2 separate regions of the Homo sapiens genome follow, and region 1 is linked to region 2. Evidence: chromatin contacts called from ENCODE Hi-C data. All regions are on one chromosome and are shown on one strand. Each heading gives the region's core, a stretch centred on a gene start or an enhancer-like site at or near the end of the contact. The rest is flanking DNA. Distances are from core to core; before and after follow the strand shown.

Region 1 (7,327 bases), core at 1,266-3,765, 5.0 Mb before region 2:
CTGGTGGATGTAGTCTTTAATCACTTAATTACACCAAACATAGAAAAACCCATTCCTAAAACCCCCAATAACTATTACACATGTGAAACAGAAACCAGCTCCCACTGGTGGGATGTGATCCATCTGAGGGCACTCCCATTTTGGGGCAAGGCAAAAGGCATAAAGACACACATATATACTTAAAATGGTACTGTTGCACACATCTTTGAATAAGACATACACATGCATAAATGGGTGATTACTGAGTAACTTCTGAGTTAAACTGTGTAAGGTACAACTGCCTATAAAGCCAACATATTTAACTCTTACAGCCCTTCCCAAAATGTCCCTAATGCTTTAAAGATGTCTTGGTTATGAATTGCCACAATAATGCTACACAACAAACCTCCCCGGAACTTAGTGGCTTAAAGCAATAAGCATTTATTTAGCTCATGAGTTAATGTGTCAGCAATTTAGGCTGGGTTCAGCTGGGTGATTCTTCTGGTCTCCTCTGGGCCCACTTAAATCTGGCAGTTATCTGACTTATCATCAGCTGTGGCAATAGTGGTGCTTGGACCATGTGACACTCATTCTCCCCAGGCTAACCAAGGCACACTGTCATCATGAAAGCAGAGATATGAGCAAACAATCCCAACTCCCCAGTGCTCTTCAAACCTTTGCTTGCACCTATTGGCCAAAGAACATCACATGGGAAATCCTAGTGTCATAGTGAGAGGCCACTACCAGGCTACATGGCAAAGGGTAGGTGTAAAGAGTCGGGACCAATAATGCAATTAATTGACCACACCCACAGGACAGTGTCAAGCCTTGGAAACCTTTCTTTCTTTCAAAAAAAAAAAAAAAAATCACCGAACTGTACCAAACTCATGTGCGAATATATTTTTTACATCCCAGTAACTCATTTGAGACTTTTAAACACATAGAACAAAGATCATGCCCTCCCTTCCTTCCCAGATATCATCACTGCAGGAATCTGGCCCATATAAAAGCATTCCTATTTTAGGACAAAACTAAACAAAGGCCCAAAGACATATGAATATCTAAAATTGAAAAAGTTTATTTATCTTTGAATATATCACAAGTATACTCAACTGGCAATATTTTTTTTAATTAGGTAAAATGTACAAGGTGTATCTTCCCACAAATTAATGAAACTGATTTTGAACAAACAAAATTGACACACAGATACATTTTCTAAGTGATGCACTTTTCCAATGATGTCAGCATTACTCAAAACATTTTTTAGAATATAAACATATAATTGATTTTATAATTGCTGTCAGAAACAAAGGCACATTCTTTTACTGTCCCAGAACATTCAAGATGCTTTCAATTTATTACAAGTACCAAAAGCAGCCACAACTCAAATGGCTCAAGCAGTTAAAGGAATTATTCTTTCCCATAAAAGCGGTCCTGAGGTAGGGCTACAGTGGCTGAACTTCTGCTATGATAAGTATTCAGGGGTTTCCCAGGACACAGCATCAATGCTAAAACTGGCAAAATCCCAATGGACTGATCCCTTCAATGGATGACAGGACCCTCTATGGCTGAAAGACTCTAAAGTTCTTAGTTCTTAGCTGTGACAGGACAGAGAACCGACATGTCCCACCTGCAGCCACACCCATCCCCTTATTATTACTAGATCTTATCAAAAGCTGACTTGAAGAGGAAAAAAGGCCAAAAGACTTCTTTTCTTCACCTAACCGCCGATGCCCTCCTTTTGGTTTTATGGTTCCAACCTGACAGCTACTCTGGGCTACAAAGAGCCCCTTCTTGACAGATGACTGCCAGCTGCAGGCTAGATCAGACTGGTCTCTGGAGATTGCACAGATCGTGAACTTGTGCCCTATGTTTCACCTTTTTGCATTTACAGCCTAATTATAATACATTTAAATGTTAAATCTTCACCCCAGAGTGAACACAGGTCATCCGCTTTTGGATATTCTTCATATGTAAGCCCAGTGCGTGTCTCTAACGAGTTTCCTCCATGAATTTTCATAGGCTTCTCCTGTATGCTACAGAATACGTATATCCTACCTCTCCACCTAGCATAAATACCTACCTTTTCTCCTTCAAAGTATGCTTTATGGCCTCAGGTAGAGGCCTGCTTCCTGCCTGCAAGTTGTAACCTCTTAGAAATAGTTATATTTTGTTTATTTTGATTCTTTTCAGTCGACACATGCAAACAGGAACGAGTTGGCTACTTGAGGGTTGGTTCCTTGTGCATCTCAGTGAGTCTTGAAAAACCCCAGATCCGTCCTTCCTTCCTGCCGCATGTCATCCTAAGGCCAGTGTCTGTCAGGGAGGCAAGGCAGCAGCAGTACTTTTGGGAAACATCCAGAATAACATTAAAAAGCCCCTTTTTCCCCACACGTGTCTTTTATCCAGAGGGTCTGTTTTCCACAAGTTCTTCAGTGATTTCTCCCCAGTCTCATTGGCTGGGATTGGCTTTCACGCCTCTTAACAGGATTGACCATGGTTCATCAAGGGTCAACTTGAAAGCTGAACCCTGCCAACTTTCCCTGAATCTCCTGACTATGGTGGAGGAGTGTGGATCCTGGAACTAAACTGAGGTGATAGGGAGGAAAAGAGAGAAATCAACAGTAAACGCTGCACATCCTCTGTCTGGTAAATGTGCATCACTGATTGTATCCAATCTAGATTCAACCAGAGAGACGGAAGCATTAAGAATGACATAGAATATGGAATTTGCTATAGGGATTTGAGCTTCTACATTTGCGGGAAGGAGCGAGTTGAACACTTAGGAACAGCTGTTGCTGCCGTGTCTGGTGGGGGGCCTGAGAGTGGCAGGACAAGCAGCCTGCCCCAGAAGTGGAAGAAACTGAAAGTGGAGTCCTGAGAGCTGAATCTGCCGCAGGCCCGCGGGCCGCCCGGGAATTAGGAAAGTTAGAGGGGATCCACGCCCACAAGGTAAGCCAGCAGATGGGGACAATTCCCCGGGCTGCGACAGTCCCTAATGTCGGGCACCTACCTTTCAAGCCTACGAGACGACAACACTGCGTCACTTCCGCCTCACGAAGCCCGCATCAGGTCACGTGGCGTGTGCTAACCCCGGAAACCTACAGGCAAGGAATTCTGGGAAACGTAGTTCCCGCTTAGCTAGGTTGACATGGTACAAAGCCACATTACCACGCTAAGTGTGGCTTTGATTTTTAGAAACCGCCTCATGCTAAGTCTAGGGAATACAGTGGTTGAATGGGGTGAGCGCTGACCTTTAGCTATTCTGGAGGAACATGTCACTTTCACTTATTTTCTTTCATGTTTTCCCACCCAGTGCTATGGACTCTGATCGCCCAACCAGAGCAAACCCAGAAGGACAACTCTCCAAGCCTTTCAATCACTCCCACTAACCCGTATTGTGGACACACTATTGTGAGGCCTACTAAGGATGTACTGCTGATGACCTTTTGAAGGTAAGTCAAATGCAGTTAATCCTAAGAGGTTGGTTAGCCCCCTGCATCTTACTGAACACAGTAAATCAAAAGCGCTGTGCCCTTGAGACAAATATGATAAATTCCCTCTGCAGTTTTGAAATGTTTATCAATGCTAAACAAGGTAGGGGGATGTGGGGAGCATGAAAACAGAAAGACAAGGTCTGACAGACACATGGGAGAGATGTCTGTTTCAGAGGCTTAGTTCAAGTGGTTACTGTATTTAGGCTATTTAATTTAAAGGTGGTTACTGTATTTACATACACATCAGAGAAGTCCAAAATTTTAAAGTAAAGATCAGTTTGCAAAGATCTTGTCAAATTATTCGTTTTAAAATGAGGACCCTTATAACAACACAGGTACTTGAAAATATTTTGCTAATGAAAGAAGCTGGACACAAAAGATTACACCATGTACAATTTCATTTATATGAAGTTCTAAAACAGGCAAAACTAATCTATGGTGGGAAAAAAATCAGAATAGAGTTCACCTTGGGAGTTGGGGGTAGACTTAACTGGAAAGGGGCCTAAGGACACCTTCAGGGATAATGAGTGTATGCATTTGTCAAAATTCACCATAGGGGTGAAGAGCACTGATGTCTGCCACTTATTTGAAAAGCATCAAAAAATAAGATGGATTGATGGATGTATACAAGCGTAGGTAGACATATACATAAAACAAATACAGCAGAATATTAATTGCAGAATCTATGTGGCGAGTATATAGTTCAGCCCAGGTCTGAGTCATAGACAGATGGATGTCATAGATAGATAGTCATAGATAGATACCGAAATACTGATTGGGGAAGAGATAGTAAAGAAGTCATGGGAAAAGGATACAAAAAAAGAGAGAAAAGTGGCCGGGCACAGTGGCTCATGCCTGTAATCCCAGCACTTTGGAAGGCCAAGGTGGGCGGATCAGGAGGTCAGGAGAACGAGACCATCCTGGCTAACACGGTGAAACCCCGTCTCTACTAAAAAAAAAGAAAAAATACAAAAAATTAGCTGGGCACGGTGGCGGGCACCTGTGGTCCCAGCTACTTGGGAGGCTGAGGCAGGAGAATGGCGTGAACCTGGGAGGCGGAGCTTGCAGTGAGCTGAGATCAGGCCACTGCACTCCAGCCTGGGCGACAGAGCGAGACTCCGTCTCAAAAAAAAAAAGAGAGAGAAAAGTTACTGTCAGTTAATAGGAAGATATCAACAGACAGTCCAGACATTCAGAATATTTAATGTGATTCACTCTAACCTTTAAATTATATGATATACAATCAACCTGATGAGCTCCATTTCTCTCATAGTTACTAGGTGCTTGCTATGTGACTACCCTAAGCCAAGCACTTTTGCAAGCATTGTCCACAGCACGCTAAGAATCCTCCTCTACTTATTCTACTCTTAATAGCCCTATATTTGTCCATTATAACATAATGTGCTGCATAACAGACCACCACAAAACTCAGTGGTGATCTGAGTGGCTCACAATAGTAAACAATTATTTCTTGATTACATGTTTTCAGAGTGGCTAGTGGTTGGCCCATGTAGGCTGAGCTCAGCTGGTCCATCCTTCTTGGACCCACAGACTCCCTGGGGCATGTTCTTCTCATGATGATGACTGCAACACAAGAGGGCAAGACATCCTACACAAGCACATTTCAAGATTTTGCTCACATCATCTCTGCTAAAATTCCTTTATCCAAAGCAAGGAACACAACTGGTTCAAATAAGCACAGGCCTCCAAATATCCAGATCTAAAAATGGAGTGTTCACCTCAAGCTCCTTATTTATCACTGCAAGAGATTCTGGGGCTGGCAGCTAGTGACATGAGCTGGAATCCTCTTCCTGAAATTGCTGTCTTCTTGGATGGGCTCTCCACATCTTCCACCACGAAGTAAAAACAATTCTTGTGGGTGTAAGTAGACCAATTCAAGTGGACAATTTTGTTTTGCCTCTTTCAGCTTCCCCCAAGGTAGAATCCCAAGGGGACAATTACAAACATCTGGCCAAGAGAAGGAATACAGGCCACTTATTTTTCTGCTTTAGGAGAAGTCAATTAGAGTTTCCATTTCCTCAGTTAAATGTCACCTTTTTACAACATCCTGGAGGGAGAGTTGGCAGCCCTGTCATTAGGGGGAAAAATTCTTTCAGGGAAAGGCTTATTGTCTAAAAAGATACAGAAGGGTCCAGAGATGAAAGGACCTTCTCATGCTGTCTGAGTTTCCCAGAGTTCTCGGTTTCTATTTTGAGCTGAACATTTGGCTTCCCTGGTATCCTCAAGTGAGCTTTTTCAGCTCAGCCTCCCTGCATCACTTTTCTACCATTTGCAAAAAAAGGATAATAAGACTTGCTGCTGGGTAATGCATATAAAATGCTCTAAGGAGCTTGGAGGGAAGGTAGGCTTCTCAAGGGGAAAGCTGTCAGCGTGTTTTATCCTGATCTCCAGATATTTTCAGTGTCTGGTACCCCTCATTAGAGCATCTGGTCCTTTCTCAGAGAAGTTAGATGAAAGCCAAAATAAATGGAGCAGAGAGGATCCCTTCTCCTGCCTCTGCTGCAAAGGAGATATGTCAAGTTGAGTGATGAACGATTACTCTTCTTCACTTGCTAACACTTTGTACCCTATTTTCAAATTAAGGAGCACATTGTTGGTGCACCCAAAAGGTTAAACACTCCCACTTCTTTGCTGTAGTCACTAATTGGTGCTTTATCACAATTTCTGTGGAGGGAACATCTTGTCTGCAGAATCCTTCCTCCACGGAGCTGGATGAGATTTTGAGAGCATCTCAAGTTTCTAAAGTTAGATCATGAATCACTCTTCTGCTTGTAAGGAGGTATTGCACCTAAAAAGTCCCCGTCTGTTATTAATAATTGTCTGCAACTTATTTTGAACTGTATCAAAAAATAAGATGGATTGATGCATTTTTTAAAATTCTTTTTAAAAATTATTCGGAAAATTCTTCCTTTTTCTATTATGGGGGACTTATTCTCTCTCTCTCTCTCTCTCTCTCTCTCTCTCTCTCTCTCTCTCGGTATTTTACTTATCTATAGAACAAGAACTTCTTCCCTTTTCAAAATATTGGGAGACAAGGAGGTGGGCATCTGGAATTCTCATAATGCTGCCAGTGGGAGTACAACACGGTTCCACTTTGGAAAACGGTTTTTAGTATCTAAAATTGCTAAGCATCTTTTGTGCATGTATCTCTATAAGTGGAACTTCTGGGTTCTAAAGGATAGTTCTAGGGATATGCCTAACAGAAATACCTGCATATTTTCACAAAAGACACATATCAGAATGTTTTAATCAGTCAAATCTAGAAACTAGACATGGTTTCTAGATGTATTCACAGAGCATTCCACTCTACTGTTGATGCAGTTTACCCGTCAACAGTAGAATGGGTAAATTGCAATGTATTCACAGAGTGGAATACTATACAGCAACGAGAATTAACCGGTCACATCTACACACAACATGGGTGAACCTCACAATCATCATTTTGAGCAAAAGAAGTCAGACACAAAAAGAACCCATACAGCTTCTAGGGGGCTGGTAATGCCTCAGTTGTTATTCCGGGTGCTGGTTACACAAGTGTCTGCCATTTGCGAAAATGTGCTGAGTTGTCTGCTCATGTTGAGTGCTCTCCTCTGTGTATTTTCCTTCAACAAGAAGTTAACACAATATGCATATAGAAAAATTGCCCCGAAAGTCAAAATAGAAAGTATTTGGAAAAAACTTCCACTTAATTTTTTCATCCTTTCACTCCTCACTCCTCCCCTGGAAAGGGCAGGGCTGTAGCTGACTGGTGAAGAGGTGGGAGAAGGAGCCATACTCACACACAGCCTGATGGCCTCTTTTCTCCCTGTTCCTGAGCCCTTCCCTGATCC
Region 2 (7,483 bases), core at 25-2,524:
GCATTATACTTGACTCCAACTTTGTTCCACTCCTGAATAAAAATTTACTGAGGCCTGAACTTGAGAATGCGTGTCCTGAAAGTAGAAACCCTCAGTCTCTGGCTCACCTGGGCAGGGAGAAAGGTTTCTCAAACGAGCCAAGACAAATCAGAAATCTTAATTTGATCTTCCTAAAACATAAGTCAGATCACTCCACTGATTAAAACAAGAGCTTCACATTCCCCTAGAGCAGTGCTGACCAAAAATCATGAGAGCCACATATGTAATTTCAAATTTTCTAGTAGCCACATAAGAAAAAAAGTAAAAACGAGAGAAATTTTAATTGAAAAATTTAAATTTATATTTAATATATTTCATGTGACCCAATATATCAAAAATAATCACTGCAACATGTAATCAATATAAAAGCTCTTAATGAGCTATTTTACATCCTTTTTTCATACTAAGTCACTATACTCGTGTGTATTTTACAACACATCTCAATTGGACTAGTCACCTTTCAAGTGTTCAACAGCCACATGTGTGGCCGGCAGTTACCATACTGGCTGGACAGTGCAGATACAGAAGAAAACCCCAAGTCCCTATCCTGCAAGGCCCTGATGATTTGGGTCCTCCTAACCTTCTCTCCCACTCTCTCCCTCTCCGGAGCTTCACTGGAGGCCTCTATAAGGTCCTTTCAGCCTCAAGGACGTTGCCGAAATGAATGCATGAATGAATGAAAGCATGTTACAAATATCCGAGGCCAGGCCTTGCGTGATTACAGTAGAGGCCGAAAGAGGCAGGGCTGCTGGTCAAGGTCAGACGGCTAGGTGGGGTGAGCTCGGGGCCTAGCCGGAACTAGCGGAGAGGAAAACAAGCCTCCGCGTCGCCCGCCCCGCCGCCCCGCCGCCCCGCGGGCTCACCTCCTCCTTCAGGTAGTCAAATTTGGTCGGCTCGGGCTGCCGGGCTGCCCAGTTCTTCTGTTTCCTTTTCAAATCCCGGTCGAAAATATTCAGGGTTCTGGGCGAGGTGCTACCGCGGGGAGAGACACCAGAGGTGACTTCCCTACGGCCAAGATTCTCCGCTGGGACCCTCGCCGCCCAAGGTCGCCGACATAAGCGCCAGAGCCCTGCCGGCCGCAGCATCTCCAGCTGCGACCCCAATTGCCGGCGCTTTTTGTGCGCATGCGCCAGCGCGGCTTTTGTGTCTACTCCAAAGATCTTCTCGAGGGAACGTGCAAGTAGTTTGGCCTAGTTCGCTTGCCATTACGGCGGAGCGTCACGCGGAGGATTGTGGGTGTGAGCCCCACGTGAGGCTTGGTAGGACTGCGGACGGTGAGTGGGGATGGACTGGAGTTGAAGAGCTCGAGATGAAGGGCTTGAGGGCGTGTGTGTGTGTGGCGCGGGGAAAAAACTAGTCTCTAACAGGATCTCTTTCGGATCTGCGAGGGGTTTTGCCCCTTCCTCCTGAGCCTTTTTCGGTCTCATTCTTCAGTCTTCATCGATCCTTTTCAGGGTCGCTTCTCGAATCAGTCTGTTAGCTGCCCCCCTGCGGTACAGGAGGTGGAAAGGAGACCCTAGTTCAGGGGCCAGCCCTGTGTTCTCCGAATTAGAGAGCGGGCAGAAGGGGAGGGTGGGCTACGGGGATGCGGGCGCGTGTCGGGAGTGAGGTCCGGTCGCCTTCCCCTCTCTCGGATTATCTGACATATAATGAGTGCTTTCCTTCTAAACATTTACAATACATGCAGTACTTCTCCTGGTTGAGGTGGTACCTACCTCGTAAGATTGCTCAGAGAGTTAAGTGCTGTAATACATCGAAAAATGTGTAAATGCACCAGCGATAGCTTCCTTTTTTTTCCTAGTTAGTGTAATTAAAAGGACTTGATTTTTAAATAAGAAATATTGCCCTTTTAATCATTTTGGGGGGGGGTTGCTTAATAATCAACGACTTTTGGCTCTTTGCAAAATTCCCATCCAGAGATGCTAAACCATTGGAGACTTTTCACAAGGGAACAATATTAATTTATACACACATATGTATATGTTCTAGTATGTTTTGGGGGAATGAGCTCACTTGGGCCTTCATCACTGGTAGAATCAGATATTATAGAAAGAAGTGATATTTATTAACTGGTGTGAGACTTTACCTGGAGACTCAAATTTACTTTTTATTTTTAAACTTTTTATTACTTTTGAAGGATGATCGAATTTAAAAAGGAAACTTTCTTAGCTAAACCTGAGTTGATTTTGGTCTGTTTAGTTAGAATGCTAGTCTTACAGAACTAAAGGCTGTTTGTTGGCAGTAGCCGGAGATAAGGAGTAAGCAGAATGAGACCAGAATGTGAAGAAACAAATGAGGCCAACGGAGGCTAGGGAATCTTTCTTTCTTACTTTTTTTTGGTAGACAGGGTCTCACTCTGTTGCCCCAGCTGGTGTGCTGTAGTGCCGTTAGGCTCACTCTAGCCAAGACCTCCCGGGTGGAAGTGATCCTCTTGCCTTAGCCTCCAAAGTAGCTGGGACTACAGGCGCGCGCCACCATGCCGGGCTCATTTTTGTATTTCTTGTGGGGATTCACCATGTTACCCAGGCTGGTCCTGAACTCCTGGGCTCAAGTGATCCGCCCGCCTTGGCCTCCGAAAGTGCTGGTGAGCCACCGCACTCGGCCTAGGGAATCTTAACTACATTTGCCTTCAATTAGTAACACATACTGGTATACAAATAGAAATTCTAAGTGAGAGCAATGGATGAATAAACATTTGTTCCCCTCCATAAAGCCCTGGGATTCTGCTTTGTCTACCTTAAGTTTATTTCTCTAAATGATCTGTCATGGAAAGAGGATATTTTGGTATGTTTCTGCTTTTTTGCATGTGACCCAGAATACGTTGGAGAGATGAAATTAGACTTGTTACCTCTATTTTATGTACACTTAACTTAGAATATATTAACTTAGAATATATTGTGAATGTGTTTTAAAACATTTAATTATTGTACTAACCATTATTACCATTAAAACATTTGTTTTATTTTTCAGTATTTGTTTTCTTCAAGCATTTGGTCGAGATTAAGAATTAAAAATGTCATCCAAACAAGAAATAATGAGTGACCAGCGGTTTAGACGGGTTGCAAAGGACCCGAGATTTTGGGAAATGCCAGAAAAGGATCGAAAAGTCAAAATTGACAAGAGATTTCGAGCCATGTTTCATGACAAGAAGTTCAAGTTGAACTATGCCGTGGATAAAAGAGGGCGCCCCATTAGCCATAGCACTACAGAGGATTTGAAGCGTTTTTACGACCTTTCAGATTCTGATTCCAATCTCTCTGGTGAAGATAGCAAAGCATTGAGTCAAAAGAAAATAAAGAAGAAAAAAACCCAGACTAAAAAAGAAATCGATTCAAAAAATCTAGTTGAGAAAAAGAAAGAAACCAAGAAGGCTAATCACAAGGGTTCTGAAAATAAAACTGATTTAGATAATTCTATAGGAATTAAAAAAATGAAAACCTCATGTAAATTTAAGATAGATTCAAACATAAGTCCGAAGAAGGATAGCAAAGAATTTACACAAAAAAATAAGAAAGAGAAAAAAAACATTGTTCAACATACTACAGACTCTTCTCTCGAAGAAAAACAAAGGACATTAGACTCAGGCACCTCTGAAATTGTGAAATCTCCCAGAATCGAGTGTTCTAAGACAAGAAGAGAAATGCAATCAGGTAGGTTGGAAAAAATTAGAGATTCTTGGGTGTTACATTATTTATTTTTATACTGATCTTTCAAAAATGTAAACACATTAATAAGTATTTTCATAGTATTATGGAATGGTCAAATGCTTATCTGGAAATACAAAGCTATAAAAGAAATATGCAGTGATTATTAATTTTTGATGTGGTGCTAGAAGACAGACATGAAAATTTGAATCTTGAAGTTAAACAGTGATTTTGATTAGTGGTGAGCCCTAATGAGAACTATATTCTCTAACCAGATAAAGTGTTATATGTCATCACATGATAAGAAGAGATGTGTCTAAAGAGGGTAAGTAGGCCGGACATGGTGGCTCACGCCTGTAATCCCAGCACTTTGGCAGGCCAAGGCGGGCAGATCACTTGAGGTCAGGAGTTCAAGACCAGCCTGGCCAACATGGTGAAACCCCATCTCTACTAAAAATAAAAAAAAATAGCCAGGCATGGTGGCGCACACCTGTAGTCCCAGCTATTCGGGAGGCTGAGGCAGGAGAATTGCTTGAACCTGGGAGGTGGAGGTTGCAATAAGCTGAGATTGCACCACTGCACTCCAGACTGGCTGACAGAGCGAGACTCTGTCTCAAAAGTAAAATAAAATAAATAGGGTAAGTAGGACTCCGTCTCAAAAATAAAATAAGAGGGTAAGTAGAGTTGAGTACTCATTCATTAATTTGTTCAGTTGCTTTGCCACTAGTATGTGGCAGGCAGAATATGAGTAAGGCGTCGTCACCCATCTCAGGGCTGTCGCTAGCTTATATGATGCCTTTATGCAAATTAGAAAAAGGCATGCTCTCTGGACACACAGAGCTCCCAGGGGTCACACTTTGGTGAAGAGATGGCGCCTTTGAAGCAACAGATTTTTTGCCCCTGAGCAGACACAGCCCCCTCCAGAGTGCATGGCTTGGTGAGTGTAGGATGGCCTTGATTTTAGCCCTTCTTGTCCTTTTATAAATGCCCCTGTGCGGATAACAGCCTGCTAAACTTTGTGCAGTGGCCCCTGTCTAAAGCAACATTGTCTAGTAGAAATACATAATTTTGGATTTTCTAGTAACCACATTAAAAAGTAAGATGAAACAGGTAAAATTATTTTAAATAATATATTTTATGTAACCCAATATATCAAAATTATTTCAATATGTAATCAATATAAAAGTCAATGTATATTTTACATCCCATTTTCTACTCATTTCATACTAATACTATTTTCATATTAATGTCAAGTTAGACAAAACGCATTTCAAGTGCTCCGTTACCACATGTGACTACTGGCTACCATATTGGACAATATAGATCTAAAGTAGAAGAAAGTCAGAACCATAATACAAAATGCAATAATAGTAAGTGCCGTAAAAGATGTTTAGCAGAAAGCCATGGAAATCTGGAGGAAGAAGTCACTCAAGATGTGGTAATCAGAAAAATTCATAGGGGACGCACTACTTTGGGGTGTGGAAAAATTTAAGTTTGAGGACCAGAGTGTGCTACATGGAAAGAACTTTTTGAGCAAAGATGTGATTGGGCATGTTCAGAAGAGGTCAGTAGTCCCGTTTGATTAGATAATAAGGTCTTGAAGGGCCAAAATGAGTAGCAGCGAGAAATGATTGTTTGGAACTAGGTGAGAGACAGCTGGCTCTAGTTTGCATTACGTGTTTACTAATTAAAATTTTTTGTCACCTCCAGCAGCAAGCAATTTTGAGTGTTGATGTTGCTGATAGTTGAAGATGTAACTGAAAACCAGTAGTAGTTCACATGAGCCAGACCTGTGATTACAGGATCCAAGGAGGGGTCTTGATAGGCCGAGAGGTCTTGATAGGCCAAGAGGTCTTGATAGCCCAAGAGTTCTTGATAGGCCAAGAGGTTTTGATAGGCCAAGAGGTCTTGATAAGCAGAGATCACACTGTGAGGGTAGAAGGTATCAGGCAGTGGAGTGAATTCTGGATAGCAAGGACTAGGGAGTCAGTGGTGGTATCCCATTTTACATTTGTAGTGGAACCAGGCAGCAGACCTCTTGAGGTGTGGGAAGAAAGGATAGGAATCCGGTTACTAAAATTGAAGAATAAGATTGGAGTGGGACCGGCAGCAAAGTTGATTTGACACTGAATTAGTGAGGTAAGTTAGTCTAGCATCCACTTCATTTGGGGCACTGAATTAATATAACATAGCTATATAATCCTTTAGATTGATTTTACAGACTTTTTTACATATCTTTTCTCATTTAATTTTCTTAGTTACCTTGAGCAATAAGACTGTATCAGCGAACAAGATTAAAGTGACTTATGTAAGGACATGCAGACCTGGAACTGCAACTCAAGTCTTCTGACTCCTTCTACCCCACCACATTGCTTGCAGTAATTTTGTTGGTTCCACAGTCTAGGAAAGGCATTACTCATAAATAAGGATTACACGGCTCCATATATAATCTTCTGTTCATTATCCATTCATCAGTTATTACAGCAATTACTGTGTGCAAGGGCCTTTTTAAGTGCTGTGAAGTAAAGGTGATGTGAGGACTTGCAGTGTGATATTTGTCATCATGAAATGTTCATGCCCAGCACTTGCACTCCTCAGAATCTATTTTACATAAATAATTGGATGTGTGCAAAGAATGTGCATTGCAGCATTATTTTTAAAATAAAACGGTAACTGGCTGGGCACAGTGGCTCACCTTTATAATCCCAGCACTTTGGGAGACCGAGGCGGGTGGATTGCTTGAGGTCAGGAGTTTGAGACCAGCCTAGCCAACATGGCAAAACCCGGTCTCTACTAAAAATACAAAAATTAGCTGGGCATAGTGGTGCACACCTGTAATCCCAGCTACTTGGGAGGCTGAGGCACGAGAATCACTTGAACCCAGGAGGTAGAGGTTGCAGTGAGCCAAGATCGTGCCACTGCACTCCAGCCTGGGCAACAGAGCAAGACCTTGTCTCAAAAAATGAAAATAGAAATTAAAATGGTAACAAATCATTAAGAGATTAATTAAATATATGCAAACATCTGTGATCTATGAAGTTTTAAAAATAGGTTCCAAAATAACGATATGACCAGTTATTTTAAACAAATTAGTATTTAAATTAAAGAAAAGAAATTTAGGGATATGGTTGTATACTAAAATAACCAGTTATCTTTGAATGAAAAATTACTGCTAGTCACCTTTGTTTTATTTATTAACCATATTTTCCTAACTTTTTTTGGTTTGTAATGATCATTCATTATGTTTATAATTGGGGGAAAATGGTAAAGCAGTTTTTTTGGTTTTTTTTTGTTTTTTGTTTGAAGTAGCTGGATAAGTAGTAATGTTTACAGTCACTACTAGAGCAATACTGTCTAGGAATAGAGACATTTATATTTGTGTAACCCCACATTATCTTGCACAAGGCTGTGTACATTGTGGGCTCTAAGCAGATACTTTTTGGGGTTTTTTATTTTTATTTTTGGAGACAGGGTCTCGCTCTGCTGCCCAGGCTGGAGTGCAGTGGTGCAATCACAGCTCACTGCAGCCGCAACTTCCTGGGCCCAGGTGATTCTCCCACCTCAGCCTTCCGAGTCACTGGGACCACAGGTGCACCCCACCATGCCTAGCTAATTTTTGTATTTTTGTAGAGACAAAGAGTTTTGCCATGTTGCCCAGGCTTGTCTCAAACTCCTGGGCTCAAGATCCTCCCATCTTGGCCTCCTAATATGATGGGATTACAGGCGTGAGCAGCTGTGCTCGGCTGCAGATACTTATTGAATGAATAAATACTCTGAATGCAGTTGATATTGTTAAAAAC

The links. Hi-C counts contacts between places; a loop is a spot of excess contacts on that map. Pooled maps may share reads with other maps.
Region 1: a map of CD8-positive, alpha-beta T cell shows a loop between it and region 2 (7-fold over the local background). The contact joins the promoter of LINC00652 here to the promoter of ESF1 in region 2. A Hi-C loop is called at or near these places in 3 of 168 maps with a recorded cell type or tissue (CD8-positive, alpha-beta T cell and naive thymus-derived CD4-positive, alpha-beta T cell) and 7 of 50 pooled maps.

Annotation. Positions count from the first base shown.
Region 1 is chr20:18,789,772-18,797,098 of GRCh38, reverse strand. LINC00652 (long intergenic non-protein coding RNA 652) reads left to right here and starts at 2,515. Exons shown (of 4, transcript NR_026883.1): 1 at 2,515-2,931; 2 at 3,296-3,434. It overlaps LCDR (lysosome cell death regulator), which reads right to left and starts at 3,050. Exons shown (of 1, transcript NR_026885.1): 1 at 1,034-3,050. RefSeq lists an enhancer at 2,835-3,374.
Region 2 is chr20:13,778,710-13,786,192 of GRCh38, reverse strand. ESF1 (ESF1 nucleolar pre-rRNA processing protein) reads left to right here and starts at 1,274. Exons shown (of 14, transcript NM_001276380.2): 1 at 1,274-1,313; 2 at 3,010-3,689. The coding sequence starts at 3,053. NDUFAF5 (NADH:ubiquinone oxidoreductase complex assembly factor 5) reads right to left here and starts at 1,165. Exons shown (of 11, transcript NM_024120.5): 1 at 903-1,165. The coding sequence starts at 1,124. RefSeq lists enhancers at 255-944, 940-1,229.